Regions from separate parts of the Homo sapiens genome. Here region 1 is linked to region 2. Evidence: read pairs that join two places in POLR2A ChIA-PET (ENCODE). Cell type or tissue: Caco-2. All regions are shown on one strand. Links, peaks and the distances in the headings refer to the core of each region. The heading gives the core; the rest is flanking DNA. Region 1 overlaps RNF114 (ring finger protein 114). Region 2 has its middle 27 kb from the start of CEBPB-AS1.

Evidence for each region. Peaks named below come from ENCODE experiments on the same cell type or tissue, not always from the same donor. Only the 100,000 strongest peaks of a DNase experiment are listed, where the experiment ranks them.
Region 1: POLR2A ChIA-PET joins it to region 2 with 5 read pairs; 4 of 35 experiments call an interaction of 5 or more read pairs at or near these places.

Annotation. Positions count from the first base shown.
Region 1 is chr20:49,940,340-49,954,984 of GRCh38, forward strand. It overlaps RNF114 (ring finger protein 114), which reads left to right. Exons shown (of 6, transcript NM_018683.4): 2 at 1,222-1,372; 3 at 5,043-5,149; 4 at 5,797-5,911; 5 at 8,909-9,016; 6 at 11,737-13,546. The coding sequence ends at 11,802. It overlaps LOC124904976 (small nucleolar RNA U13), which reads right to left and starts at 61; the gene lies at 1-61. RefSeq lists an enhancer at 2,426-2,595. In Caco-2, for the core only: no CTCF peak of the experiment used is centred there; a DNase peak (open chromatin) is centred at 2,264.
Region 2 is chr20:50,211,304-50,226,409 of GRCh38, forward strand. No RefSeq gene overlaps it. Among named protein-coding and RNA genes, the nearest start is that of CEBPB-AS1, 27 kb to the left of the region's middle. RefSeq lists enhancers at 12,894-13,394, 13,395-13,895. In Caco-2, for the core only: no CTCF peak of the experiment used is centred there; DNase peaks (open chromatin) are centred at 4,848, 5,448, 6,314 and 7,998; H3K4me3 peaks cover 502 bases.

The DNA.
Region 1 (14,645 bases), core at 147-5,146, 270 kb before region 2:
TGGCACATCTCACACATGCACATGAACACCCAGTCCTCAGGTTCATGAACTACAAAAGGATCCATCTGAACCCTTTTTTTTTTTTTTTTGAGACGGAGTCTCGCTCTGTCTCCCAGGCTGGATGGAGTGCAGTGGCGCGATCTTGGCTCACTGCAAGCTCTGCGTCCTGGGTTCATGCCATTCTCCTGCCTAAGCCTCCCGAGTAGCTGGGACTACAGGCACCCGCCACCACTCCCAGCTAATTTTTGTATTTTTAGTAGAGACGGGGTTTCACTGTGTTAGCCAGGATGGTCTCGATCTCCTGACCTTGTGATCTGCCCGCCTCGGCCTCCCAAAGTGCTGGGATTACAGGCATGAGCCACCGCGCCTGGCTGAGCTGAACCCTTTTAAGGCTGATCAGAGATGCCGTCTCTGCAGTCTTCCCCTCCACCCCCCCCTTGAGACAGAGTCGCACTCTGTTGCCCAGGCTGGAGTGTGCAGCCACCTCTGCCTCCCAGGTTCAAGCAATTCTCCTGCCTCAGCCTCCCGAGTAGCTGGGATTACAGGCATCTGCCACCATGCCTGGCTAATTTTGGTATTTTTAGTAGAGACGGGTTTCACCATGTTGGTAAGGCTGGTCTCAAACTCCTGACCTCGTGATCTGCCTGCCTTGGCCTCCCAAAGTGCTGGGATTACGGGCGTGAGCCACCGCTCCCAGCCTTCACTGCAGTCTTACCAGCCCTTTCCTTCTCAGGTCACTAGTTGATTTTCCCTTTATGTTCCTGTAGCGCTTTGCCTTCACCTGTAATGATAGCAGCTCCCGTTTGTGGTGCGTTTTGTAAGGGCTGGACACTCTGCCAGGGGTCTGCTATACAAACTGTATCCTCCCAGCAGTCCTAGAGGTAGGTACTACTCTCTCCATTTCACAAAGGAAAAAATGGAGATTCAAGAAACCCCACTGAGATCCTTCAGTGGCAGGGCCTAAGGCTTGAAGCCTCAACCTTAACACCTTCACTGTGTCTATCACAGGAGTTTGCATTTGTTTCTGTAGTTGTGTGTTCTTTGTAGTCCACTCCTATCCCTCATTTTTTCTGGCTTGGAAGGACTTAGTATTTGAACTGGGAGGAGAGAGCAAGTTGTTTTTTACTCCATTATCCATTGATGTCTTTTTAAAAGTTGATCCATATTTGTCGTCTTGTCTCCATGATGCGTGACAGAGGTTCTCTGTATGTCTTGTTCTAGCTTTTGCTCTGCATGCCTGCAGGAATGTCTGAAGCCGAAGAAGCCTGTCTGTGGGGTGTGTCGCAGCGCTCTGGCACCTGGCGTCCGAGCCGTGGAGCTCGAGCGGCAGATCGAGAGCACAGAGACTTCTTGCCATGGCTGCCGTAAGAATGTATGTGGAAGTGATGTGGAAGAGTCCATGTCTTTCCATGATAAGTTGGGGTAAAACGTACAGCTGCCATGTTGTTGCTGAAGTTAGAGCATGACTAGGTCACTAACAGCACGCGTGCATGCCAATTACCTGTGGTGATGGCTGGGCTGGTTTGTTTTCATAACCTTACTGGTTTTTGTTTCTTTTTTTAAGAGTTGGTTAAGTATATATTTTAGGTTTGAAAGCCATAGAAATCAGTTATCCCAGTTTTTTCCTATAAAAGATCAATTATGGCCAGGCGCGGTGGCTCATTCCTGTAACCCCAGCTCTTTGGGAGTCCGAGGCAAGAGCTTGAGGCTAGGAGTTAAGAGACCAGCCTGGACAACATAGTGAGACCTCATCTTTACAAAAAAATAAAATTAGCCGGGTGTGGTGGTATGTACCTGTAGGCCCAGCTACTCAGGAGGCAGAGGCCAGAGGATCACTTGAGCCCAGGAGTTTGGGATTACAGTGATCTATGATCATGCCACTGCACTCCAGCCTGGCTGACAGCAAGACCCTGTCTCTTAAAAAAAAGTCAATATGAAATCATTGGATTGTAATAACAATAGCTAACATTTGAAATGCATCCATGCTCTTGTATAATCAGAGTCAAGTATATTTATTTTCATACCTGTTATAACTGCTACTGGAAAGGAGAAATACTGTTGTCTTATTTTCCAAGAGATATACACAGCCTTGTTGATTTTAGAATCATTAAAATTTTTAAAATTGCAGACCATACAAAAGTACACAATAATGTAGGCTTGTTCCTCATTCCAGAGATTACTTCAAAATTCGTTCAACTTAAGGCCTGGCAAGGTGGTTCATGCCTGTAATCCCAACACTTTGGGAGGCCAAGGTGGGTGGATTGCTTGAGTCCAGGAGTTCTAGACCAGCCTGGACAACATGGTGAAACCTCGGCTCTACTGAAAATACAAAAAACTAGCAGGGCATGGTGGTGTGTGCCCGTAGTCTCAACTGTTCGGGAGGCTGAGGTGAGAGGATGGCTTGAGCCCAGGAGGCAGAGGTTGCAGTGAGCTGAGTTCGTGCCACTGCACTCCATCCTGGGTGATAGAGCCGGACCCTGTCTCAAGGAAAAAAAAAGTGATTTAATTTCGAAAGCTGCATAACATTTTCTGCCCTTTGACAAACACTGTAGAATTTTTACCAACCAAGTTGTAGGATTTTTGCAAAATGAGATTATACTATAATATATATATTTCTTCAACTTTTTTCACTTTTTTAAATGTACACTCATTCCCAACTTTTTTTTTCCACTTTTCAGGTTTTTTTTCTCTTACATATTGGACAGCCTTGCATGTCAGTTTCATTATTTTTAACACTTCGGTATGGATGCCCATAGTAAGAATATACCTTACCATCTCCTTTTCAGCGTGATTTAGTATTAGGGATGCATAGTAGGGCCATTTCAATGCTGAATAGGGCTATTTTCTGTGTCTTAATTGGGGGCTTCACTCTTGAGGCTGGGCATGGTGGCTCATGCCTATATCCTATCATTTGGAGAGGCCAAGGCAAGAGGATCACTGACCCCAGGAGTTCGAAATCAGCCTGGGCAACATAGTGGGACTCTGTATATACCAAAACAAACCAACAAACAAAACCAGCTGTGTGTAGTGGTGTATGCATGTAGTCCCAGCTCCTTGGGAGGCTGAGGTGGGAAGATTGCTTGAGCCCAGAAGTTTGAGAGCAGCCTGGGGAATATAGTGGACCCAGTTTCTACAAAAAAAGGAAAAAAAAATTGAGGATTCCTCAGTTTGTAGCTTAAAGTCAAGTTCTTGAGCTGGAGGTGAGACAATCATCATGGTAAGCTGGAGCTCAAATATTGGAGCATTTTTTTCCCCCTTTGAAGTTTACTTTTAGAAACTCAAAATATTGAAATACAATTCCCTACTGTCTTCTTTTTTTTTTTTTTTTTTTTTTTTTGAGACGGAGTCTCACTCTGTTGCCCAGGCTGGAGTACAGTGGCGTGATCTCAGCTCACTGCAGGCTCCGCCTGTTGGGTTCACGCCATTCTCCTGCCTCAGCCTCCTGAGTAGCTGGGACTACAGGTGCCCATCACCACGCCCAGCTATATATATATACACACACACACACACACACACACATACATACACACAGAGATATATATATATATATATATATATATTTGTATTTTTAGTAGAGACAGGGTTTCACTGTGTTAGCCAGGATGGTCTCGATCTCCTGACCTCGTGACCCGCCCGCCTCAGCCTCCCAAAATGCTGGGATTATAGGCATGAGCCATTGCACCCGGTCTCTTCATCTTTATTTATGCATGCATAATGTGGTTTTTGGTTTTGTTTTGTTTTTTTTCTGAGACAGGGTCTGGCTTTGTTGCCCGGGCTGGAGTGCAATTGCGTGGTCTCAGCTCACTGAAACCTCTGCCTCCCAGGCTCAAACCATCCTCCCACCTCAGCCTCTCAAGTAGCTGGGACTACAGGCATGTGTCACCACGCCTGCCTAATTTTTTTGTATTTTCAGTAGAGACGAGTTTTGCATGTTGCCCATGCTGATCTCGAACTCGGGAGCGTGAAGTGATGGCCCACCTCAGCCTCCCTCAGGATTACAGGTGTGAGCCACCGTACTCCGCCCATGATGGGCTTTTTGTTTGTTTTACTGTATGCTTTTGCTTTTCTCCATTTTCAAGATTAGTGATTGTACTGTTGGCATGCCTCAGAAAATGTTTTTCTTTCCTTTATCTTCCCTCTTTTCTTCAATTCTTAAAACTTTCTTTCTTTTTAGAAAACCTGTAATGAAGCACTATTCTCTGGGTTTTCTTCTCTTTCTGTTTTACTGTTGCACAGCCTAGATTTTATATGAAAGGCTGGGCCGGGCGTGGTAGCTCACGCCTGTAAACCCAGCACTTTGGCAGGCTGAGGCAGGCAGATCACTTGAGGTCAGGAGTTCGAGACCAGCCTGGCTAACGTGGTGAAACTCCATCTCTACTAAAAATATGAAAATTAGCTGGGCCTGATGGCACACACCTGTAATCCCAGCTACTCAGGAGGCTGAGGTGGGAGAATCACTTGAACCCGGGAGGCGGAGGTTGCAGTGAGCCGAGATGGTGCCACTGCACTTCAGTCTGGGCGACAGAGTGAGTGAGACTCTGTCTCAAAAAAAAAAAAAAAGAGAATTTAGATTTTAAAGATTATTTCTCAGAGGCTGGTGATAGATACTTTAACCAGGGTTAGTGGCTTTTATATGTTTTACCTAAAGGATCACTTTTCTCTGCTGCACATAACAGAATGTGGTTTTTGGCTTGCTGTAAGGAGACTAGTTTAAATGCTAGTATAGAAAACTTTTAAAAACATCCTAGATTTGGAGCTTGTCTGTGAGCAGACAGCCTATCATGAATAGGAGCAAACCTCTAGGAGAGTTATTTTAGAGTGGAAGTGGATATCCTGATTTAGTCGAATAAAATAGCAGCCTTGGTATTAATGGGAAATCTGCAATAATCAGGGTTTCAGCCCCATCAGCGTAGTCAGGAGTTTGGTGAGATTATTTGCCAGGGTGGTGTAGGTCTAGTTTTCTTTGTGCCCTTGTTTGGGACTATATTTTGCCTGTTGCAAGGTCCTCACTAACTTATGGGCTCTGATTCTTCCTATTTGAGTTCTTCCTGTCCAAGATCCGGTCCCACGTGGCTACTTGTTCCAAATACCAGAATTACATCATGGAAGGTGTGAAGGCCACCATTAAGGATGCATCTCTTCAGCCAAGGTAAATGACTCAGTCTCCCCTTAGGTGGAGGTCATCTCTTGCTATTAATACAAAGAGGTTGCATGCCCAGGGGTTTAGTTGTATGAATTGTTATGCTGGCTAAAGCTGATACAAGTATTTTGGGAGGAGTATGCAAGGGAGGACTCTGGTGTTCACTTCAGATGTTAGCTGAGCTATATTCTTTTTTTCTTTTTTGAGACAGAGTCTCGCTCTGTTGCCCAGGCTGGTGTGCAGTGGTGCAATCTCAGCTCACTGCAACCTCTGCCTCCCGGGTTCAAGCGATTCTCCTGCCTCAACCTCCCAAGTAGCTGGGATTACAGGCACCTGCCACCATGCCTGGCTAAATTTTGTATTTTTTAGTAGAGACAGGGTTTGTCATGTTGGTCAGGCTGGTCTTGAACTCCTGATCTCAGGTGATCCGCCTGCTTTGGCCTCCCAAAGTGCTGCGATTACAGGCGTAAACCACCACGCCCGGCCAGCTGAGCTGTTATTTTCACAACACTTGACCTGAGTCTGAAGTGATCATCAGCATCCTTATCATTACACATTTGGTGAGCTTTGCTCCTTTTTGGAGTGTACTGTGGTTGAAGTTTAATGGAAAGGTACTCACAGAAAAGTTTTCTTTTTTCCTGTGTTTCACCTTCCAGGAATGTTCCAAACCGTTACACCTTTCCTTGTCCTTACTGTCCTGAGAAGAACTTTGATCAGGAAGGACTTGTGGAACACTGCAAATTATTCCATAGCACGGATACCAAATCTGTGGTGAGTAACCTTTTTTTTTTTTTTTAAACTTCATTAAGGGAAAGGATCAAGCTTGGAGAAAAATGACGGGATTAGTAGAATGAACTCCTGTGTGCCCTTCACCTAGATTGACAGATTGTTAACATTTTACCATATTTGCTTAACCATGCTCTATAGTACACATTTTTTGCTGACCACTTGGGAATAAGCTACAGATACCATGACCATTTTTGCACCCTGAATACTTCGCACCCTGATACAGGAGTGTGTATGTCTTAAGAACAAGAATGTTTTCTTGGAAAATTATATTTTTGTGTGTATAATTAATCATATTCAAGAAATTTAACATTGATTCAATCTAATGTCTAATGTGAAATTCATGTTTTAATTTTAACAATTGTAATGTCTTTCATAGCAATTTCCCCCTCCCCCCAAGGCAGAGGCAGGGATGGTACACGAGTTCTCTGTCCTCTGGGTGCTACATTAAGTCATGTGATGTCTGTTGTTGGTAACATTAACTTGGTTCCCTTGGTGTCCACCAAATTTCTCCATGAAGCTGCCATTTTATTTTTGGAAGTAGCTTCTTCATAGTTGTGGGGAAAGAGGATTTAGGTGAAATTATTAGGAAAAGGCTTATCAATCCTTGGACATTTTACTCAGATATTACCTACTGGCATGTGTAGTCTCCTTTAAAAAAAAAAAAATGTAGGCTGGGCACGGTGGCTCACACCTGTAATCCCAGCACTTTGGGAGGCCAAGGCGGGTGGATCAGTTGAGGTCAGGAGTTCAAGATCAGCCTGGCTAACATGGTGAAACCCCATCTCTACTAAAAATACAAAAATTAGCCAGGCATGGTGGCGGGCGCCTTTAATCCCAGCTACTTGGGAGGCTGAGGCATGAGAATTGCTTGAACCTGGGAGGCAGAAGTTGCAGTGAACTGAGATCCTGCCACTGCACTCTAGTCTGGGCAGCAGAACAAAACTGCCCCCCCCCCCCCCCCCCCCCCCAAAAAAGTATTTGTTCCATCTTAGCAATGTGTTACCTTTCTCTCTCAATGTGATTGACAGACCAGGTCTTTTTTTATAGTTAGGTGTATACTTCCTCTATAGTTTTAATTTTTCCATTTATCTCATACTGCTTCTCTTGAACTACATACTCTGTTGTATGGGCAGCCTTCAGCTCCATTGCTGTAAACAGTGGTGCAGAAATTTTAGAATTTTAATGAGCTTTTGTGAGAGTACTAGGGCAGCTATCAATGCTCATCTTAAGATGGAACTGGCCATTTTGAGAAACATATCTTTGCCTGTATCTATGTATGTTTATAAGCTAAAGTCTTAGATACAGATTGACTTGGTTAAATGTTACTTGCACTCATAATTTTGTTGGATACTGTTATTGCTGAACTTTTCTGGTATGGCAGCCTAATTTTCTGTCTTTTTCCCCTCCTTTGGCTTCTGAAATCCCTCTGATTATGTTGTCTATGTTGAGGCCTTCTCTTCAGCCTTTGGCCCTCTGTTCTGTCTTCCTCTCCCTCTGCAAGTTTTTTTTTTTTTTTTTTTTTTTTTTTTTTTTTTTTTTTTGAGGCGGAGTTTCGCTCTGTCGCCCAGGCTGGAGTGCAGTGGCGCGATCTCGACTCACTGCAAGCTCCGCCTCCCGGGTTCACGCCATTCTCCTGCCTCAGCCTCCCGTGTAGCTGGGACTACAGGTGCGCGCCACCATGCCCGGCTAATTTTTGTATTTATGGTAGAGACGGGGTTTCACCGTGTTAGCCAGGATGGTCTCGATCTCCTGACCTCGTGATCCGCCCGTCTCGGCCTCCCAAAGTGCTGGGATTACAGGCGTGAGCCACCGCGCCCGGCCCTCTGCAAGTTCTTAACTCTGCGTTTCTCCCTTCCCTTTAGAAGCCATCTCCTTTTCAGTCTCTAGTCCCACCCTATGTTCTAGCTCCCCAGCTACAGCTGCCTGCCCACCTTTTCCACTCAGTCTTCTACCATTCCAGATTTCTCTCTTGTCAATCCCCTTTATCACTGTATCTTCCTTGCTGTGGGGTAGGGTTCCACCTTTAAGTGGGGGCACTTAGGTCTTCTCTCTCCCTGGCATGAGTTTTCTGCACTCACTGGTCTGGTTGTTTACATGTGTTGACAGTAACTGCCGCCTTCTGGCCTTTTCTCCGTGCTGCTGCCTCTCTTCTGGAGCACAATTTTTTTTTTTTTTTTTTTAAGACAGAGTCTCACTCTGTCACCCAGGCTGGAGGCTGGAGTGCAGTGGCACAATCTTGGCTCACTGCAACCTCCACTTCCAGGGTTCAAGCGATTCTCATGCCTCAGCCTCTCAGGTAGCTGGGACTACAGGCGTGTGCCACCATGCAAGGCTAATTTTTGTATTTTTAGTAGAGAAGATGTTTCACTATGTTGGCCAGGCTGGTCTCAAACTCCTGACCTCAGGTGATCTACCGCTTTGGCCTCCCAAAGTGCTGGGATTACAAGTGTGAGCCACTGTGCCCGGCCTGGAGCACTCTTTCATGTCCTCTTTGCCTTTCCAAATACTTCCCAATCTTCAAAAACCAAATCAACCTTTTGTGTGAGGGCTTTTCAGCCTGATCCCCCTCTTCTGAGCATTTCCTTTGTTAAGATGCATGTAAGGCTGTGTTTTACTTCCCTGGGACATTGCTCATCGGCTTATTTTCTTAGTTTTCCTCATGCTTTTGGATTGTCTTGTGTGCTGGATTGGAAGGCCAGTCTAGGCCCCCCACCAGGCTGACTCACTTCTCTGCTTACAGTAGGGAATGAGAAAGGGTGGTATCATGATTTGAACTTTACCCAGTCCCACGTGTCATTTGACTTGAGCTGGAAATTTGCAGTGTTTTTTTGGGCTGCTGATGTGCACAGGAAGGAGTTACTGGCCCTGGACAGTATGTCAGGAAAGCTGTCCTGGAAGAAAGGAGGCCAGACACAGGCCACAGAGGGCTGGTGCAAGCTTGGAAATTGGGTGCCTAAGACCTTGCTTTTGTGTTGAAAGGTTTGTCCGATATGTGCCTCGATGCCCTGGGGAGACCCCAACTACCGCAGCGCCAACTTCAGAGAGCACATCCAGCGCCGGCACCGGTTTTCTTATGACACTTTTGTGGTAAGTCTGGAGCCTGGGCTCTGATCCCTCCCCTGGGGGAGTGGCACGGCTACTTCACTCTTCTCAAAAGGGGAAATGGGGATCCCCAGTGTTGAACTTTGTCGCTGTTGTGATGGGCTTCCAGTCTGTATACTGGATACAGTGATAAAGGGGATTGACAAGAGAGAAAAGAAGACTGAGTGGAAGAGGCGGGCAGGCAGCTGTAGCTGGGGAGCTAGATGGGCTTCCAGTCTGTATACTGTAGCTACTATACAGTTTCTATTCATGGGCCAGGCAGGTGGCCAGAGTGACATTTATTTACTTACATGAGATGGAGTCTTGCTCTGTCGCCCAGGCTGGAATGCAGTGGCGTGATCTCAGCTCACTGCAGCCTCCACCTCCCGGGTTCAAGTGATTCTCCTGCCTCAGCCTCCTGAGTAGCTGGGACTACAGGCGCATGCCACCATGCCCCATTACTTTTTGTACTTTCAGTAGAGACAGGCTTTCACTATGTTGGCCAGGCTGGTCTCGAACTCCTGACCTCGTGATCTGCCCACCTTGGCCTCCCAAAGTGTTGGGATTACAGGCGTGAGCCACCACGCCCGGCCCAGAGTGACATTTAAGAAGATGATCTGGGCTGGGCGCAGTGGCTCACACCTGTAATCCCAGCACTTTGGGAGGCCGAGGTGGGCGGATCCTGAGGTCGGGGGTTCGAGACCAGCCTAGCCAACATAGTGAAATCCCGTCTTTACTAAAAATACAAAAAAATTAGCCAGGTGTGGTGGTGGGCACCTGTAATCCTAGCTACTTGGGAGGCTGAGGCAGGAGAATCGCTTGAACCTGGGAGGCAAGGTTGCAGTGAGCCAATATCGTGCCACTGCACTCCAGCCTGGGCAACAGAGCAAGACTGTCTCAAAACAAACAAGAAGATGATCTGGTCAGTCTTTGAGACAGAGACAGTGATACTTGCTCTTTCCATCTCCTAGCCCTGCCACCAAATTTTTGTCTACTTTTCTTGTGGTTTATATAATTTCTGCCTGTTATAGAACTTGGTTTGGGGACAGGTGCGGTGCAGTGGTTCATACCTACAATCCTAGCATTTTTGGGAGGCTGAGGCAGGTGGATCGCTTGAGCTCAGGAGTTCGAGACCAGCCTGGGCAACATGGGAAAACCTTGTCTCTGCAAAAAATACAAAAAGTAACCAGGTGTGGTGGCTCCTACCTGTAGTCCTAGCTACTTTGAGGGAGCTGGGACAGGAGGATCTCTTGAGCCCAAGAGACGGAGGTTGCAGCAAGCTGAGATCATGCCACTGCACTCCAGCCTGGGCAACAGAATGAGACCCTGTCTCAAAAAAAAAAAAAAAAAACAAAACACACACACACAACAACAATTTGGACTTGGGAGGCTCAATCTCGCATGTCCATGGGGACCATAATTGAAATGATCCTCCTGAGGATTTCCAAGCCAGGTGGTGCCTGACTCGTTATGCTGCCATCACCTTGTTTTCCTATGGAAATGCAGGCGCAGCATTGCCTAGCTTCTCCACCCCCCATGCCCAAGCAGGACAGGAAAATTTCACAGGAGGTTTCACAGGTTTTAATTATCTTCAAAAATACTTCAGGTCAAATAGCATATATCCACTAGCCAAATACGGCTGTCAGGTTTATATTCTTTCCCTAGAGCTGGATGGTTTCAAAGGGGCACACTGTTGTCTTGCCATTATAGTAGTAGGTAACTTTGGCCAACTATATCAAGTAAACCTCTTACTTACATATATAGATGTCAAGTTAGGATTTTAGAGTGGTATTCGGTCTTGATGGCTGAATTTCAGTATCTAAGAAAGAAAGCTCTCTGCTAAATTGTCATAAAGAATATTTTTTCTCAGTCTGACAGTGTCTGAAACTCAGACTTCAGAATAACTGCCCTTTTTGTTAATGTGACACAGATGAATTACATTCATCTGTGTCACATTAACAAAAATGACTCATTAAAAATGAGTCCTAAAAATGACTCATTAAAGAGGGCTAGTTGCGCTATAGTTTCTGCTGTATTGTATGGCTCTAAAAATCTGATTCTGTACTGTGCACTGATTCCACCTCTCAGAAACAACTCTTCAGCTCAGTGCATCTGCGTGCTCTGTTCCGACAGACTTACAAATGTTCTGAGCACTTGGTCTGTGCCAGCCTCCATTCGTGTGCTGTCTGGGTTTCTCAATCTCCATTTAAGGGAGGCATCCTTAACTTCATTTAAGAATCAGGCAGCAGACTGGGTGCAGTGGCTCATGCCTGTAATCTCAGCACTTTGGGAGGCCAAGGCGGGTGGATCACGAGGTCAAGAGATTGAGACCATCCTGGCCAACATGGTGAAACCCTGTCTCTACTAAAAACATAAAAATTAGCTGGGCATGGTGGCGCACGCCTGTTAGTCCCAGCTACTCGGGAGGCTGAGGCAGGAGAATCACTTGAACCTGGGAGGCAGAGGTTGCAGTGAGCCAAGACTGTGCCACTGCACTCCAGCCTGGCAACAGAGCGAGACTCCATCAAATAAAAAAAAAGAGAAGGCAGCAGAGACAGATTAATTTTCCCAAAGTTACATACCTAGCATCACAAACAGTTGCACTGGGGATCCGGTCCCTGGCAACCTGCTCCGGATCCAGTTGCTAGGCTGTCCTGCTTCTACTGAAAGCCAGTCTTTGCATCTAGAAACAGTTGCTGAGGCTGCATGTCTCTTTTTGCCCTTAGGATTATGATGTTGATGAAGAGGACATGATGAATCAGGTGTTGCAGCGCTCCATCATCGACCAGTGAGCAGAGTCCGTGCTTGCTATCTGTCTCATGTTACAGAGCTTCCATTACATATTAAACGTGAAATCTATGACTCCTGTACCTTACCTGTTCAACAGACCTGAAAATGAGCCATGGCATTGGGACAGGGTCACTTCTGACAGGGGAAGTGGGTCCCCAGGTCAGCCCTTCTCTTCCCTTTGGGCTCTTGCCAAAGCTGTCTTCCCCTACTGTTAACCTTGTTTGTCACACGGTCGAGTTCGTATTGGTTCTCGGCTACTTCCTGGAGCTTCTGCCGCCTCCTGTGGAAGATAATCTAGCTTCTCCACCTCTTGTTTCACACTCATTCCTCCCATCCAGTGTTTGTCTCTCGGGTCCTTCAAGCCAGCCAGGACCTTTTCTGGGTCATGAATAGCACAATGAAGCAAGTGTCTCCTTTCCTTGTCCCCAAGGTGTGCAGACTTTGGCAGCCGTGCACCTGACCAGAGCTGAAGCTCCCGCTGGGCTGTGGGGTTGCCAGAAGCTGGGGTTGCCATCCCGGGGTACATGTCACCAGTCCTCTTGGGGTTTTGTACCATCTGATGCTGGAAGTTTTGATTAGTGATATTTTCTACTACTACATATTTAGAGTTCACTGGTTCAGTCTTAAATGCCTGCATGGTGCCTTTTTAGGATAAGGTATAACCATACATTTTTGGTGGAAGTGTTTCTGGGTTAGGGAAGTTAAAGTCTGTTTATCCGTAAGTGGGGAGGAGGGTCAGCTAAGAGAAGTGGGAGGGCCAGAGCTTTTTGGTTCTGATTTACAAATTAATGAAGTAGTTTCAAACAACGCGGTCATGTTTACCTCTCCATTTGGGAGCCTGCCTACATTCTTGTTCTAGAAGCACAAAAAATCCTCAGATGAATTAGAAGAAAGAGGTTTGGGGACTCAGCGGATACTAGTTCTTTTACCTTCTGCTTGGTAACTTAGATTAAACTGAGCATTGTTTTTCTGTCACAAATGTTTTCCTTATGACACTGGTTTCGACATGTAAAATGTGTTTGAAAACCTGCTTTGTAGATGCAGAGAGAAGCTATAGGAAACCCAGTACCACCCCTGGTCTGTTCTGACGAGACATCGTTCATAAGGCACAGCACATCGCAAGATGAACAGTTGTTAATAAAAGCTGTTGCTGGAAACTTGCTTTAGGAACAGCTCAAGAACCTTGGAGTTCATATTTCACAAATATTAATAAATATAAGTCCAAGAGCTGTCAGCCTAATCTGTAGGAGCAGAACCTCTGATTGACCAAAAGGCATATGGGTTTAGGTTGGTTTTTTGATGTCATATGTCTCTGATGGGGCTGCAAGTGCTACCTCGCGCTTGTACACTGCTGCTGTGGGGCTCCGCGCCTGCCGGTGAAGAGCTGCAGATGCCGAGAAGCCAGCAAACACAGGGCCCACTGGAAAAAAATAGTTTTTTCATTAGTATTTCTCGGGAGGACCCAAAAGTTAAGGTCAGCTTGTTCACTGTAATTTCTGGAAGAAGTTCACTCAGACCTTCCTGAATTCAGATCATCTCAGAAGTCTGGAGGGAAATCTGGCGAAACCTTCGTTTGAGGGACTGATGTGAGTGTATGTCCACCTCACTGGTGGCACCGAGAAACTTACTTCCTTGTATTAAGTGCACTTCTTGTATTTCTAATAAGATGACTTTCCAGAAAGTGAGATTTGTTATGTTCTGGCTTTTAAAAGGTAAAATATAAATAAATTTCATAACTTAATCTAAGTGGTAAGCTATGGTTCTTGTTTTCATTCAACACATTTGCCATAGCATGGGCTTGGGGAGTCTCCAGAAGATGGTTACCCTTTCTAGAAGGGAAGTTCTTGCTTGTTGCTGAGTCCTGTTTGGCGTCAAATCTCAGCTGATGCCACCAGCTGGGCCTCATGGTGCCTGTCCTCTGGAAAAAGAACACTTGTTACAGTTGGGAGGCTCTGGGAGGTGAGAAGTGGCAGCGCTCCATATAGCAAGGCTTTAGACATGCGGCTTCTGCTACGTGCGGGTAACAGCAGCAGTGCTGAGGGCTTGTAGTAAAGGGGCTCCGCAGGGTCAAGTTTCAGGTCCTGGATGTGTTTAAGTTCATACTCTGCTGTTAGCTGTGGGGCATCTAGCGAATATTTTCTGAACCTGTCTCCTATGAAGTGGGGATAATTTTATCTGCCTCTTAAGGATGCTAGGATCCAAGGAGCAAAGTACACAGAGCTCTCCCTGCACAGCGCTGCATCGTGGGTGCTCACTGTAGTGTTTGGCTGCTTGAGCTTCATTCCAATCCCATAGAAACGTTATTTTTTAATTTTTTTTAGTAAGAGATAGGGTCTCACTATGTTGCCCAGGCTGGGCTTGAACCCCTGGGCTCAGGTGGTCCACCTTGGCCTTCCAAAGTGCTGGGATTACAGGTGTCAGTCCGAGCCTGGCCTGGAACCTATTTGTTTTGTTTTGCTTTTTTGAGTCAGGGTTCCGCTCTTTTTGCCCAGGCTGGAGTGCAGTGGCGCAATCTCGGCTCACTGCAACCTCTGCCTCCCAGGTTCAAGTGATTTTCCTGCCCCAGCCTCCCGAGTAGCTGGGATTACAGGCGCCCACCACCATACCCGGCTAATTTTGTATTTTTAGTAGAGGTGGTGTTTCATCATGTTGGTCAGGCTGGTCTCCTGACCTCACGTGATCCGACTGCCTCGGCCTCCCAAAGTGCTGGTTTTACAGGTATGAGCCACTGCACCCGGCCCTGGAACCTCAAATTTAATACAGCCGAGACAGTTCAGCATCTCCAATCTTCACCCATGCCTTCTTTTGTATTATTCCATCTTGCAGTGGTAACTACCCAAGCCAG
Region 2 (15,106 bases), core at 3,282-8,281:
CAGTGTGAGCAGCACTTGGATAAAAAAGCAGAACTTTTTTTTTTTTTTTGAGACAGGGTCTCACTCTGTCACTGTAGACTGGAGTGCAGTGGCGAGATCTCGGCTCACCACAACCTCTGTCTCGCAGGCTCAAGCGATTCTCCTGCCTCAGCCCCCTGAGTAGCTGGGATTACAGGTGTGCACCACTACTGCCCGGCTAATTTTTGTATTTTTAGTAGAGACAGGGTTTCACCATGTTGGCCAGGCTGGTCTTGAACTCCTAACTTCAGATGATCCACCTGCCTTGGCCTCCCAAAGTGCTGGTATTACAGGTGTGAACTACCACACCTGGCCTGAAACAGAACAAACATTTTTAATCACTGAAAAATGTTTCTGTCTAGGACAACTGCTCTCCTGACTTCTAACAGATTACATTGTTTTGCCTGTTCTACAACTTCATATCAATGGAATCATTCAGAGTATTTGCTTTTGTGTCTGGCTTCTTTTGCTCAGTTAAACTTTTAAAGTTCCTCTATGCAGTACTGTACAGCTTCATTCTCACTACTGTGTTGTGTTCCACTGTCCACTGTGTGACTATACCATAGTCCAGTCTACTGTTGGTAGACAGTTGGGTTATTTCAAGGTTTTGGTTGTTGTGAATAAAGCTGCCATGGACATTCTTCTTTGTGTCTTTTTTCTTTTTCTTTTTTTTATTTTATTTTACGAGTTGGGATCCTGCTTTGTTGCCAAGGCTGGAGTGCATTGGTGCTATCACAGCTCACTGCAGCCTTGAACTCCTGGGCTCAAGTGATCCTCTCATCTCAGCCTCCCGAGTAGCTGGGATCATGGCTATGAGCCACTGCACCCAGCTCTTGTTTGTGTCATTTGGTGGATGCCAGCTCTTGTTTCTATCAAGTTTATACCCGAGGCATCATCACTGGACACATCATTCACGTGTGTTGAGTTTCTGCATATTTCCAAACAGTTTCCAAAGCATTTCGCTACTGCTGTCCTCCATATTTCTGGCCCATCTCGCTCCTTTTTTTTTTTTTTTTTTTTTTTTCAGATGGAGTCTTACTCTGTTGCTCAGGCTGGAGTGAGGTGGCACCATCTCAGCTCACTGCAACCTCCGCCTCCTGGGTTCAAGCGATTCTCCTGCCTCAGCCTTCTGAGTACCTGGGACTACAGGTGTGTGTCACCACACCCGGCTAATTTTTTTGTTGTTGTATTTTTAGAAGAGATGGGGTTTTGCCAGGTATCCGGGCTGGTCTCGAACTCCTGACTTCAAGTGATCTGCCTGCCTCAGCCTCCCAAAGTGCTGGGATTACAGGCGTAAGCCACCATGCCTGGCCCCATCCCTTGATTCTGAGTACACCTGGAGAGGTCAGTCTTTTTAATATGAGCTATTTGGCCATGTGTGTAGTAATATCTCATTGTGGTTTCATTTGCATTTCCGGATGATCGTTCTTTTTAATGCCTTGGCGACCTCACACCAGCCATCTCAATGGGACTTGTTCCTGTCCTTCCGTGATGTTCTTGAGAGCCGTCCACATGGTGCGTTTGCCAGTTTCCTCCTTTGGAAGGTGGCAAGGTCTTCCCACTTGATAAGGACGTCTCCTGTGACTTTGCCTCTGCCCCATATTTCTAGTCCATCTCTTTCCTTGACTCTGAGACCTTTCTGTAAGCGGGGACTCCATGATGTTCACACACTTGGTGCCCGGTAAATAAACAGCTAGTAAATGGACTGACGGAAGCAAAGGGGAAGAAAAACAAAAAAAACCCTCCTCCCCCAAACCCCAATTTGGTTAATTGAGGGGTTCCACTGGGGTGATTTTTGGTCAATTGGAGTTTGCTTGTGAAACCGGTAAGAGCATGGACAATCAACCATAAGGTAGCAACACGCACTGAGCCCAGCACTTTCCAGAGAATTATCACACTGTGGATGTCACAAGGATGTTGGGAGGGTCTAGCTGGCCGGTGGGATCAGCTACCCCTCAGGCCTCCGATATTTTCCTGAGGTTCCACAACCGGGAAGTGGCTGGGTAAGGTTCCTAGACCCAGGGCCTCTGATCCTACTTGCCACGATGTTTCCATCTTGTTCTGTGCTGTGTCTGCAACTCACAGCCTGGCACACAAAAGACTCTCAAAGATGTGCTCCAGGAATGACTTTGATGAGCACACACCACACACCAGGTGCTGTGCTAAGCCCGGGGATACAGAAGAGAATAAGGCGGCCCCAAGCCCCACCTTCATGGCGGGTCCATTATTGGGGTGGGGGATACAGGTGGTCCGATGATGAGTGCTAGGGAGGAAAATAAAGAAGGGGAGGGAGAGGAGAGTGTGTGTGTGTTTGTGTGTGTGCATGCAAGAGGGAGAGAATCAGAGAGAGAGTGCGTGAGTGTGAGGAAGAGAAGGATGTTTCACTTAACCACAGAGGTCAGGGAATGCCTGGCTGAGGGAAGGTGCTATTGGGTGGGGTGGGGCGGGGGAGCCATGAGGTCTCTGGGGAAAGAGGGAATGGCATGGCAAGTGCAAAGGCTCTGAGATGGGACCATGCTGTCTATGTTCAAGGGACCGCAAGGAGGCCAGTAGGGGAGGTGCCATTGTGAGTGATGGGGAGAGAAGTAGGATGGGAGCTGGGAGGTGGTGTGTGTGTGTGGCAGGGGTGGGTGGGGTTCTGAGCAGGGCGGGGATATGCCTGACTTCTTCCTCCTAGGGTTACAGGGTGGGTGATGTCGGCCAAGGGGAGGAGAGAACAAAATGAAGCAGTTGGTGGAAAGTATGCAGCCTGTGGTCTGGTACACAGTAAGCACTCAATAAGTAGCAGAGTATGTGTGGGTTTTGGATGAGTGACCGCTAAGCTTTTTTTTTGACACAGGGCCTTGCTATGTCACTTAGGCTGGAGTGCAGAGGCACAATCATAGCACATTGAAGCCTCTACCTCCTGGGCTCAAGTGATCGATCCTCCTGCCTTGACCTTCCGAAGTGCTGGGATTACAGATATGAGCCACCACACCTGGCTGGAGTGACCTGCTAAGTTTTAATGGGATTCCTGGTGGGTTGGGTGATACCTGAGGGGACCTGCCTACTTGGGACTCGCCCCATGGAGGGCTCAGTGACCTCAGATGAGCTGGAGGTGGGGAGGTGGTGGGCAGGCGAATGGGAGGAGGAACTGGTTGGGGGCAGGCACACAGTGTCCCGACTGGGAGGGCAGGCCTTTCCGGGCTCCCCACCAGCTCCCCTCAATCTCTGTGTGTGGTCCACAGGCAGGACCCCCATTTGGGCTCTGTTTATGTGTGATTACAATCTGTGGTCTGTCTCTCCCATAGGTGCTAAGTTCCCTGGACAGGAACCCATCTGTTGTATGGGTGGCTGTGTCCTCAGCTCTTAGAATGGCACTGGGCACATAGCAGGTGCTCAGTGACTACTGGATGGAGGGTGAAGGGTGGGTGATTTTGTCTACGAGCAGAGAGATGGGTAGACGGATGGATGGTTGGATGGCTGGGTGGTGATGTGAGCAGCACTGAGATGGAGGAGAGATGGATGGGTGGGTAGGTGGGTGGGTGGAAAATTGGGTGGGTGGATAGATAAATGGACCAGTAGCTGACAGGAGCCTGGACCAGGGTGGGGTAGAATTCAGTAGAAAACTTCTGGCCCAAGAGTTAGAAGATGGGGGTTCGAGTCCAGTCTTGCTACTGAGTAATAACAAGGTCTGTGGAAACCTGGACTTGTTCTATTGTTGCTCTTTGCCTCTGCTTCCCCATTATTGGTTTTTCAACTTCATTATTCCTTTTATTGTATTGGATAGATCCCCTTTTATTCAATCCCTGGATGTTTCTGAAGCCTCACTGCAAGAACAGAGTGAAAGGGAGCTGCAGAGGAGATGGGGGGCAGGGCCCAGCCCTGGGCAGCCCCCGGGAGTCCTGCAAGCCAGGGGCACAGCTTGAACACTTAGCCTGACTGTTCACCATTTTGCCACAGCTTCCTCCTCTGAGTCTTTCCTCTCCAGGGTTCCTCCAGTGAAGCCTCTGCTTCCAGTGGTTTGGAGCAGTCCCAGAAATCTGCACTGTTAACAAGCCTGCCTCATCGTTCTGAACTTATTTCTGGTTAAGATTCACCGACACCTTCTAGGACTGCTGGATCCTATAGTTCAGCAGCACCATGTGAGTGCGTGTGTGCATGTGTGTGAGCACGTTTGCATGCATGTAGGGGACATGGGGTGGGTGGATGGTTGCAAGGACACTTTCTGTGTTTAATGTGAGATTTTATGTATTAAAACAAGACTGGAAACAACTGCAGTGTTCATGAGTGGGGCCGGTTAAGTGCCATGAGGCCAGTCCGCTCCACTCCTTGGGGGATCCTGCAGGCATTACAAATAAGGGAAAAGGTTCTGATAAGACACGATCTCCAAGACATCCTTACATGAAACAGCAGGTGCAAACGGTGCCTATTGTTTCACCACTTGTGTTAAAACATACATGCAAGAAGAGAAGTGTGGGTATTCGTGGACAATTCTGGAAGAACACACAAGAATCTGAGACCAGGGTGGTCCCTGGGGAGGGAAACTGGGGGGCTGGGGGTGGGAGGGAGAATGATGGCATTTTCTGAATCCCTGCCGGAGTCCTAGGTTCAAATTCTGCCTGTGATCAGCAGCGTGGCTACCCCTAAGCCGGTGGTGAGCACTCTTTGAGCCTGGTTTCCCCGTGTGTAAATGGGGCTGTGTTTGCAGTGTGGGGCTGGGCTGGCGTGCAGGGCCCAGACACTCTGCTCCTGTTTTGGCTTCTGTTTCCCAGGAGGCTCCTGGTCAGGCCTCACCTTCTAGCAGCCCCACTTGGCCCAGGGAGGGTGGGTCCCCGGGGAGGGGGTGGCCCGGTCCAGGGTGGGGCTGAGCTGGAAAAACCGGCAGGTTGGGAGCAGTCTGTGCAGGCACCATCTTCACTCCCCAGCCTGGAGGCTGTGGGGACACTCACTCCCACCCCACGCCCCTGGGAGGCTGGGACCAGAGAGAGAGAGAGAGAGAAAGAGAAAGAGACAGGTAACGAGGGCGATACAGAGAAAGGGAGAGACAAGAAAGGAAAGAGACAGAGGGAGACATTCAGAAGCAGAGATTCAGGCTGAGAGAGACAAAGATTCAGAGTCAGGAGGAAGGGGGCAGTGGAGCTCGGGTGGGGGTGGGGGCAAGGTTGCCTCTGGCCAGGTGCCTGGGACTGGACGAGGCATGGGGGCACTGGGGGGTGGGGTGGGGATGTCCATGCACCCACTGACCATGGGACAGGGGTGCAGGGAGCTGGAGCCCCCCCATCAGGACATCTCCCACACCTCTGAGCTCCAGCTGCAGGTCTGAGTGCTCCTGGGAATCCTCCGGGGCCTCTCACTTCTTGCCCCTCCAGGCCTCCCTGGGGATGTGAACCTGGCAGCTGCCTCTCCAGGGGGCCCTCCCAGAGCAGAGCTGGGAGGGTCTAAAGTGCAGTCGAGCTAATTAGTGTTAGGCACCGAGATAATCGCAGCTTGGAATGTTCCTTAGGAGGTCCTGGTTGGGGCAGGCAGCCTGGGGGCCATGAGGGTGCCTGGGATTGGCCCAGTAGGTCTGCTGGCTCCTAGAACCCTGAGTATTGGAGTGGGAGATTTAGGAAGCCTGGATCTTTGGGTCTTAGGGCTTGCAGTCTCTCAGTCCTCTCCAGGCCATCCTGTGTAGCAGCCAAAGTGACCCACTGGACTCCATTCTGACCATGTCCACCCCAGCCCCTGCCTGAAGCCTTCAGTGGCTCCCCATGGCCCTTAAACTGAAATCCACCTGCCTCTCCTCAGCCTAGGGGAGGCTGGTGATGAGCTCTTGATCCTGCCTCATCACTCTGACTTATTTCTATTTCTGGAACATTCCATACTTGGCCCACCTCAGAACCTTTGCATATGCTGTGTCCCCCAGCATGCCCCCTCATCCAAGAGCTCTCAGGCCTCAGCTATACATCACCTCACTGGGGAGGCCCCTGATTCCTGGCTTGCCTGGTCTCCCTGGATGCACCACGTAGCTCCCACCCCCTGCTTCCCAGGGCTCAGCGCTCTCTGTTCTCATAGTGGCATTCCTCATTCAATGTCTGCTTCCTCCACCCATGGAGTGGCAGCTCCATGAGGGCAGACTCCGGGTCTGCTTAGTCACCGTGGTGTCCCCTAGGACCTGACATGCAGCAGGTACTCCACCAGTGAGCTACTGACCACCAAGGAAGTGGACTGGACATTTCTTGCAGTGTGGACTCCTTCTACGTTATGAAGGGACCCTACTGAGCCCTGGGCTTCCCCTGTGCCCCTCCCACTGCCCCAGCCCCAGCCCCAGCCCCATAAGCTCCTGCGTCTTGAGACTCCACCAGGTGGCCCTGGCTGTGATGTCGCAAGGAATCACTGGCCAGAATCTGGTTGAGATTATCTCCTGGCTGGGCATGGCCCACGTCTCCACGCAGGGCTGGGACCACAGGCCGCCGCCTCAGGGTCCCTAAGTGTCCCACTGTGCCTCTTGTCTTCAGCTGCAGATAACAGCATTGGTCCAAGGTGGCCTTGCCTCAGCTGCAAGTGCCCGTGCTAGGGACGCGCTAGGTGGCCTCAGGGAAGTCCTTGTCTCTCTCTGGGTCTCCAGGTCACACAGAGTAGGGTCCCACCCCACATGGGAAAGCAAAAAACTGGGTAGAAATGGGGTCTCTGGTTGGGAGACCTTGGAGGAAAAATAACAGTGCTTCTCAAGGGGGGGTGAAGTGAGAAAGTGGTTGGTGACACATGAGGGGATCCCCACGTGTCCCCAGCTGGGGGGCACAGACAGTCCAGGGTGACTGACCTGCCCCAAGTTCCCTGAATGCCTGAGGTTTACCAGTGTCCTGGGGCCCAATGAGGCAGGTGTGGAAGTGTCCTCGTAGCATGGTGGAAAGAGTTGGCAAGTGAGGCCTTGAGCCGTTTCTAGGGCACTGATCCCATGGTGCCTCAGTTTCCTTCTTGTGAAGCAGGTACAATAAGAGTTTCTACTTCACGGGGATACTGTCCTGAGCTCACAGAAGGCAATTGATCACTGCCACTATTATTGCCTCCTAAAGTCTTGTCTCACCCTGTCTCCACCTCTCTGTGCCTCCTGCCCCACCTGGCCTGGGTGATTAACCCGAGTGAGTGCAGCAGCCTCCGACTGCTCTCCTGCTCTTAGTCTCAGCCCTACATCTATTCTCCACATGCTGCCAGACAGAGTCTAAGAAACACGGGCTGGCTGAGCGCAGTGGCTCATGCCTGTAATCCCAACACTTCGGGAGGCTGAGGCAGGCAGATCACCTGAGGCCAGGAGTTCGAGACCAGCCTGGCCAAGATGGTGAAACCCCATCTCTATTAAAACTACAAGAATTAGATGGGTGTGATGGCACACGCCTGTAATCCCAGCTACTTGGGAGGCTGAGGCATGAGAATTGCTTGAACCCAGGAGGCAGAGGTTGCAGTGAGCCGAGATTGTGCCACTGCACTCCAGCCTGGGGGACAGAGCGAGAACTTATCTAAACAAACAAACAAACAAAAAAACATGAGCTGGGTCACGCTCCTCCCCTGCTCCACAGCCTCCAGGGCTCCTACTGCCTTCAGAATAAAGATTGGCCTCCTTATCCAGACCCACAGGTGCTGCACAGTGGCGGCCCCCTCCCCTGATCTCTGGCCACTCTCACTGTCACTTGCCCTGCTAGAGCCACCTTGGTTTTCTTTCCATTGCACCCAGCTCCCACCTGCCACAGGGCCTTGGCACACTTTGCTTTCTCTACTGGAACACTTTCGTTTCTCCTCTTCACCTAGTTAATGCCAGATCTCAGATCAGGTGGACCTCTGGTAGCAGGTGCTGTGGGGATTCCCCAGAGCCTCTTTGGTGGGATCTGCATGCATCTTCCTGCTGCCACACAGTGTTGGCTGCTGTGGGCTCCCAGCTGGGGCCCCTTAAAGCTGGAGTCCTGCCTCGCTGAGCAGGAGCTGCCTCCCATCCCCCAAACAGAGGTGGACACAGCCAGTGACCAATGAGACCAGGACTCAGGCCTCTTACTTTGAGGTGGGAGGAGTGTGGTGGTGCAATTCACGTTCCAGAGCTCCCCGGGGGATCAGGCCAAGTGAGACTCAGCGGAGGCCATATCCTGGCTTAGCTCCCACCTTGCCCTGTCCTGCTTCTCGCACCCTTCTCCCAAAAGCATGTCCTCAGTGAATCACGTGCATGCCAGTCCCCAAGTCAGGCTCCTCTTCTGGGCAACCTGACCTAAGATGCCTTCCCTGCCCTCCCTGTCCCCCTTTCTGGTCTCTTCTCCATGGATCTCTCCTTGCAGCCCTGACTATGGCTGTGTTTTTACACTTGCTTGGATGATTATTTGATTGAAATCTGTCCCCCACCCCAGAATGTAAGGCAGGGATCATGTTCCTTCTGTGTTCCCAGCGCCCATCGTGGGCTTGGCACATAGTAGGTGCTCAATCCATATTTGTTGAATGACTGAATGAATCATAGCTGGGTGAGTCAGAGCTGGGCACTATCAAGGCCCCAGTTTCTTCCTATCTCATGGTTCTGCCGTCTCCACTCAGCCCAGCTCCTCATGGTGCCACGATGGCTGCCAAAGCTCCTGCCATCTCTTCCTCATACAGCCAAGCAGGAAAGGCCCTCACATGTCCTGTTAAGAATGAAGAAACCATTCCCAGAAGCCCCTTGGCAGACTTCCCCATCTCACTGGCCACAGATGCATTCCATGTCCAGCCTCTGCCAATTGCTGCAAGTGGGGAAGGGGACCTAATCAGCATCTGTGCCTCGAATGTCGTGGGTGGAGTCCACCCACACCCACTGAGCGGGGATCTGGCTGCCTACGAGCGCAGACCCCTGAACTTGGGTCATTTTGACTATTCCTAGGGCTGTGGGTCCCCCACCTGTCCTTCCTCCCTGGGGAGCCCTTGGGTGGTGGAGGTGAGAAGGGGGCGGTGCTGGGTGAGGGTTTCAAGCAAATGAGGCGGCCAGACACCTTCACCTCAGTAAACATTTACAGAGCCAGGAATGCAGAGGAGGTGGTGAGCCCAGCAGATGAGTGTGTGGGGAAGACACCACCTAGGCCAGAGGTACAGATAGTGAGACAGGGAGACATGGGGGTGAGATGGAGAGACACAGAGAGACACCCTGAAAGAACTGATGTGAGAGACACAGAGGGAAAGAGAGAGGCTGAGAAATAAAGAGGGGAGAGACCCAGAGACAGAGGCTTTGCCGGGCAAGCTTTTGCATCAGGCCTGGAGCAGGCAGAGGCCCTCTTCCAGTGGGCGTGGTGACCGCACCTCGTTCTCTTTGGCTGAAAGTCCCAGGCAAGCCCCTTTTCCAGACTGGGCCTTGGATCCTCCTGTGTCAAATGGAGCTGTGTCCACACACTGGGCCTAACATGGACCTGTGGCCTCCTGTGACCCAGAAACAGCCTTGTGTGGTGGAAGGGAATTGTCACCCCCAGTGGAAGGGGGAGGCAGTGCCCAGGGGCATGGCGAGAGGGTGGAAGGGGGATCTGGACCACGGAGTGCATGTTTCTAAAGCCTGTGTCCTGTCTGTGCCCCACAGGGCCAGTGTGGGGCCAGGAGGGGTGAGGGTGGGGCATGGGGGTACCCTTAGGGGTGGTGCTGGCCGCCAGCTCTGTGTGCCAGTGACGAGTGTTCTGGTCATAAGAATGGCTGCTGGGTTTGAATGCTCCCCAGGTGCCAGGCACCAACCCCACCAGGGTGGTGCTGCTTAATTTCTATTTAGTTTGGACTTCCCATTTACAAACGAGGAAACTACATCTCAGCGTGGCAGCGACTTCCTAACAACGGGGTGTAGGCTTTGGGGTCGGAAAGGTCTGGGTCCGAGTCCCCGCTCCATCCCTGACAGGCTGGGGGACCTAGGCAGTCATTTCCTCCTCCTAAGCATCAGTTTCCCCATTTGTAAAGTGGGGAAATAAGTTTAAGGGTGACATGGGGATCGGATGAGGTGCTGCCAGAGGGTTCTTAGCACAGGGCCGGGTACACAGGAAGCACTGGATGAACGTTAACCGGGCCATTGGATACAAGCTTTTAAGTAATTTAAAATAATTCCTTTAATGGCTCTCCTTATTTTTTTTATTTTTTTTTTAAGGGAAAGAGCTGAGGTCCAGGGAGGGGAAGGGACTTGCCCAAAGTCATTGGCCAGGTGGAGGGTCTGAGGTTTGAACCCTGTGGGCCCTGAGGCCCTCTATACCACCCACGATGGCTCAGGCCTGGATGGCCTGTTTGCGACTCAATCCTCATGGGTTGAGAAGATGCCCATAGCCTGGCCTGATAGCCCTCTGGCCTGACATCAGCTACAACCACCAGTTGGGGCAGTTGCAAAATCCCTCACCCTTTGCCTGTCGATAAAGGGTGCCCATTGCAAAACTCAGCGGAGAAATTATTAAGGGTTGTGTCATCCTGTGGCCAGGCCCTGGGTGCCTCTTTCCTGCCCGGAAGCCTGGGTAGGGCCGACTGCTCACTCTCTCCCTCCATGGCCCTGACCCGAGAGAGAATGGGGTGGGGGTCAGCAGGGAGCTTGCAGGGAATGCGGACGACAGACCCCAGCACTGGGGCCGTCATAGTCCCTGATTCTTAGGAAATGGCAGCTCCATCCTTCTGGGTGCTCAGGCCCAAACCTCGGGTTGTCCCTTCATTTCCTCTCTTGCCCTGCATTCGATAACTGGCCAGGAAATCCTGTCAGCGCCACCTTTAAAACATCCAGAACCTGCGTAGGTTTTCCCCTCCGCTTCCACAGCTGAATTCAAGGCCACCATTCTCTCTCCTGCAGTAGCCTCCTTGCTGCTTTCACTGCTGTCATCGTCACGCCCCACTTCCCCCGTGCAGCCAAAGGGATGCTGTTAGAACCCCACTCAGATCCCATCTTTCCTCTGTTTAGAACCTTCCTTGGCTCCAGCTGCAGAGCAAAACCTGAGGTCTTTCCCAGGATCACAGGGCCCTGTCTGATCTGGCCCCCATGGCCTTTCTGACCTCATCCTCCCTCCTTTCTTACTTGCTCACTCACTCCAGCCACACCGGGCCCCTTGCTATTCCTCCAACACACTGGGCATGACCTAACTAGGGCCTTTGCACTTGCTGTTCCTGCTGCCTGGAATGCAGTTCCTTCAGCTCTTTCCCCCAGCTGGATGTGCCACTTTATTCAGATCTCATCGCAATGTCACCTCCTCAGGGAAGCCTTCCCCGGCTACCTGCTGAACTGTCACCTCCACCATCACTCCAGCCCTTTCATCTTTCTTCCCTACTTGCCATCATGTTATACATCTGTTATTTGTTTGGTCAATGCCTGTCTATCTCTTTAGTATGTCACCTTCCACACTGCAGGGACTGCTGTCTGTGGTGATCACGATGCTTTCTGAGCACTCAGCACAGGGCCCCGCACACAGTAGGGGCTCCACAGAGATTTGTTCAATCAGTGAATGGGCGCGCAGGAGGGGTGGCTGTTGGCCCAGATGATGCTTCAGCAAACATCACAAGTGTCCTTTCTCTGGCTGATGGCTCGAGGCTGGTGCCCAGAACAGGCTGCTGTGGAGACGGCTTCCCTGACCACCCTGTCAAGTAGCTCCGACTGCCCAACCCACACCCATGCTCTCCAGTCCCCTCGCCCCACACTTCCCACAGTCTCAACTTGTTTTGCTTCTGTATTTTTCATGGGCCCCTCCTCCCCCGAGAATGGAGCTCTCTGAGAACAGGGTGTCCTCTGTTGGCCCCACTGTCATCCCCCTGAGTGTCCAGTGCAGGACCCGGCACCCCATGGGAAGTGTTTCATGGCAGGTTGATCAGGGTTTGCATCGGATGCCCCATCTGCCGGGCTAGTTCTGGCTGGGAGGGTGTTAGGAGGAGATGCTGTGCTCGGACCTGCGAAGTCACGGGGGAGATGGGGACCCACTTGGGCCTTAATTATAACACATCCCATAATGATATGGTGTTATAATACGCACACAAAGTGTCCTAATCTGATATTATATCTGGGTTTTGTACAATAGATACAATCGGCTGGCTGCAGTTTGCTAATTCATTCTCGACCTATCTCCACGCTCCACCTAGATGACTATCGGCTTCCTTAATTAAGTGGAAGGCAAGCTCTGCAGGCGATGCTTGCAGTCCCAGCACCGACGAGTCCGGCCTGGCCCTCCCATAAGCTGGGATAATAGCTACTCCCACATGGGGCGAGGCTGGTTCTGCCTTCTTCATCCCAACCTCCTGTCCCAGTCTTGGGCGTGACAGGCCTGCTCCAAGGCCTGGTAAGCCACAAACGCCAACCACCAAGGGCTCAAACCGGCGGCCTGTGGGCCGGGCCGGCCTCGAGATGTGTTGGGTTTGGCCTGCATGGTGCTTTTGCTGCAAGTTAAAATGAGTTGCCAACTATGAAAAATCAGAATGTCGTACACAAACATCCAGATTCCCGGCTTCTCTTGGGAAATGGGAAGATGCAGGGACTCGGGTTCATAGTCCTGGGTGCTGGGGCTGGGGAGTGGCTGTCCCCTCTAGACAGGACATGACCACAGTTGTCTCCTGCCAGTTTCACTTTTATGTCCCTGCCCGATCTTGTAGGCAGTTGAGTTTGCAATCCCTGCTCTGGGCTTTAACAATCAGTTACCCCTTGGCAAGATGGGACAGTGAGGCTCAGAAGAGGCAAGTGACAATGGTCATTGCACAGCGAGCTGGAACTCAGGTCACAATCATTCAACAGGTCTTTATTGAGCTCCCACTGTGTACTAAGCCCTGGAGACAAAGACCACAACAGATATAGTTCTTGCCTTCTGGGGGGTGACAGTCTGTTGTTCCACAGGCATACCATCCACCCTTATTGCTGGAGGCAATAGGATCTGTTAGAGACAGGTCCTTTATGATCCCTCAGAGTAGGTGGAAGCAGATTCCCCATAGCTTCTGGGCCCCATCCAGGCCAGAGAATGGACTCTGAAAGGTGCAAGGGGAGTGGAAGCAGCCATCTTGGAAGGAAGCTCTTGGCAAGTGTTCTTACTAGAGGGGGATGTCCCTAATCTCCTACCTGGGCTCCCAGAGAGCAGGAAGGATGAGCAAGGTGGGCTCAGAGGGGTCGCAGGTGGGGGTGGTGGGGGACAGGAGGGGAACAGAGAAGGCACAGTGGCATCAGCTAGACAGAGCATGGGGACTTTCCCATCCTGGTTGAACCAAGGGTGAATCAATTAGGTCCTTCTAAGACAAGAAGTGGAGGGCAAGATGCTGAAATACCCAAGCTGCCCACCTACTAGTCCAGGAGAAAGGGCTTTGCTCAGCCAGTCTGGGAGGAAGTGTTTGTCCTCTTGCCTCCCACTCCACTGCACCACCCCTGGCCCGGAGGAGAAAGTGCAGCCTGGAACCTCTGTCCCCAGTGCCTCAATGCTGGACCCAGCTTGGGCCATTGCAGACCAGCTGGCCTTCCAGGAGCCACATCTGAAGAGCATCAAGCAGCCCACATGCTCCGTGGCCAGCTCCCCACTGACGCGGGGGGATGAATAACAGTCCCAGCCATCATGTGCATTTGCTAAAAATAAACTGACATACTTTTTGCATTGGGAAACAATGTGGATTCCAAACATTCTCAAAGGGCAGAGAGGGGAAAAAAGGAAGAATGGAAATCAAGTTTTCGAGCTTAGCAATTAATTAGTGCCTGTAAACAAATGACTCATGATCTTTCCTGACTATTTTTCTTTCCATTTTGCGTGGATTTTCGCAGGGACTCAGGGAAGAATGCCAAATGAGCCAAGCTGATAGGCAAGACAGGACCCAGATGGGACTGTCTTGAGGGGGCGTTGTCCAGTTGGAGAGTGTGAGGAAGAGCATCAGGTGGAAGAACAACATGTGCGATGGCTATGAGGACTAAAAGATCTTGGCATGTCCAAGGAACACTGAGGAGGCCCATGTGGCTGGAGTAGAATGGGTGAAGGGGTGAGGTCAGATAGATCCACGGGACTTGGAACATACAGACCCTTAGTGGTGTATTAAGGCATTTATATTTGATCTAGAAGACAGTGGGAGCCATGAGAGGGTTTTAAACCAGGAAAGAACATCATCTGATTTATATAATGGTGTCATGTAAAAAACAGATGATCAGGCCAGACACAGTGGCTCACACTTGTAATCCCAGCATTTTGGGAAGCCGAGGTGGGTGGATCACCTGGGTCATGAGTTCAAGACCAGCCTGGCCAACATAGCGAAACCCTGTCTCTACTAAAAATACAAAAATTAGCTGGGCATGGTGGCAGGCACCTGTAATCCCAGCTACTCAGGAGGCTGAGGCAGGAGAATCACTTGCACCCCGGAGGTGGAGGTTGCAGTGAGTGGAGATCGTGCCATTGCACTCCAGCCTGGGCAACAGAACAAGATTCTGTCTCAAAAAAAAAAAAATCAGAAAAATATATTCTACATGTTCTCTGTTGTTTAGATGCTTCTGATACTTAGATTTCCTCAACAAATGATTATCTAATTGTTATGTTTCTTAGGGGTTTACACATGTAATGTTTGTTTCCTCTCCTTAGAACATCAGCCCTATGATAACAGGGACCTTGTCGGTCTTGTTTACTTCTGTGTCCTCAGTGCCTAGACCACTGCTTTGCACACAGTAGGAGCTCAGCAAGGGCTTTTCAAGAGAATGAACACTCTGTGCAATGTCAGAGGCCTCATTCCACCTTACAGGGCAGGGAGGTCTTCCAAGGCCAGTCTGGATGGTCCCCAGGAGAGGCAGGTTTTATTTAGTTCAAAATAAGAAGAAGTTTTATGGCTGGAACATCGATTCTGCAAGGAATTGAACCCCCTGGTAATGGGGTCATTCCAGCTGGGCCCATGCTATCAGTCCCACAATGGCCCTCTCTGATTTAAGACAGTCTCTGTGCTGCTCATAGAGTCCACTCAAAGATCTATGAGGTTGGCATGTGGCTATGCCCATTGTGCAGACAGAGAAACTGAGGCCAGGGAGTGGTGACATGCTCAAGGTCACATGGTTACAAGTGGAAGAGCCTGGCTTGGAATCCAGGTCTGACTATAAAGTCTGTGTTTTTAACTCCTTCTCTGAGCCATTGACATGGGTTCCAATGCCTGCTCCACCACTTAGATGCCGTGTGACCTGGGGCAAGTC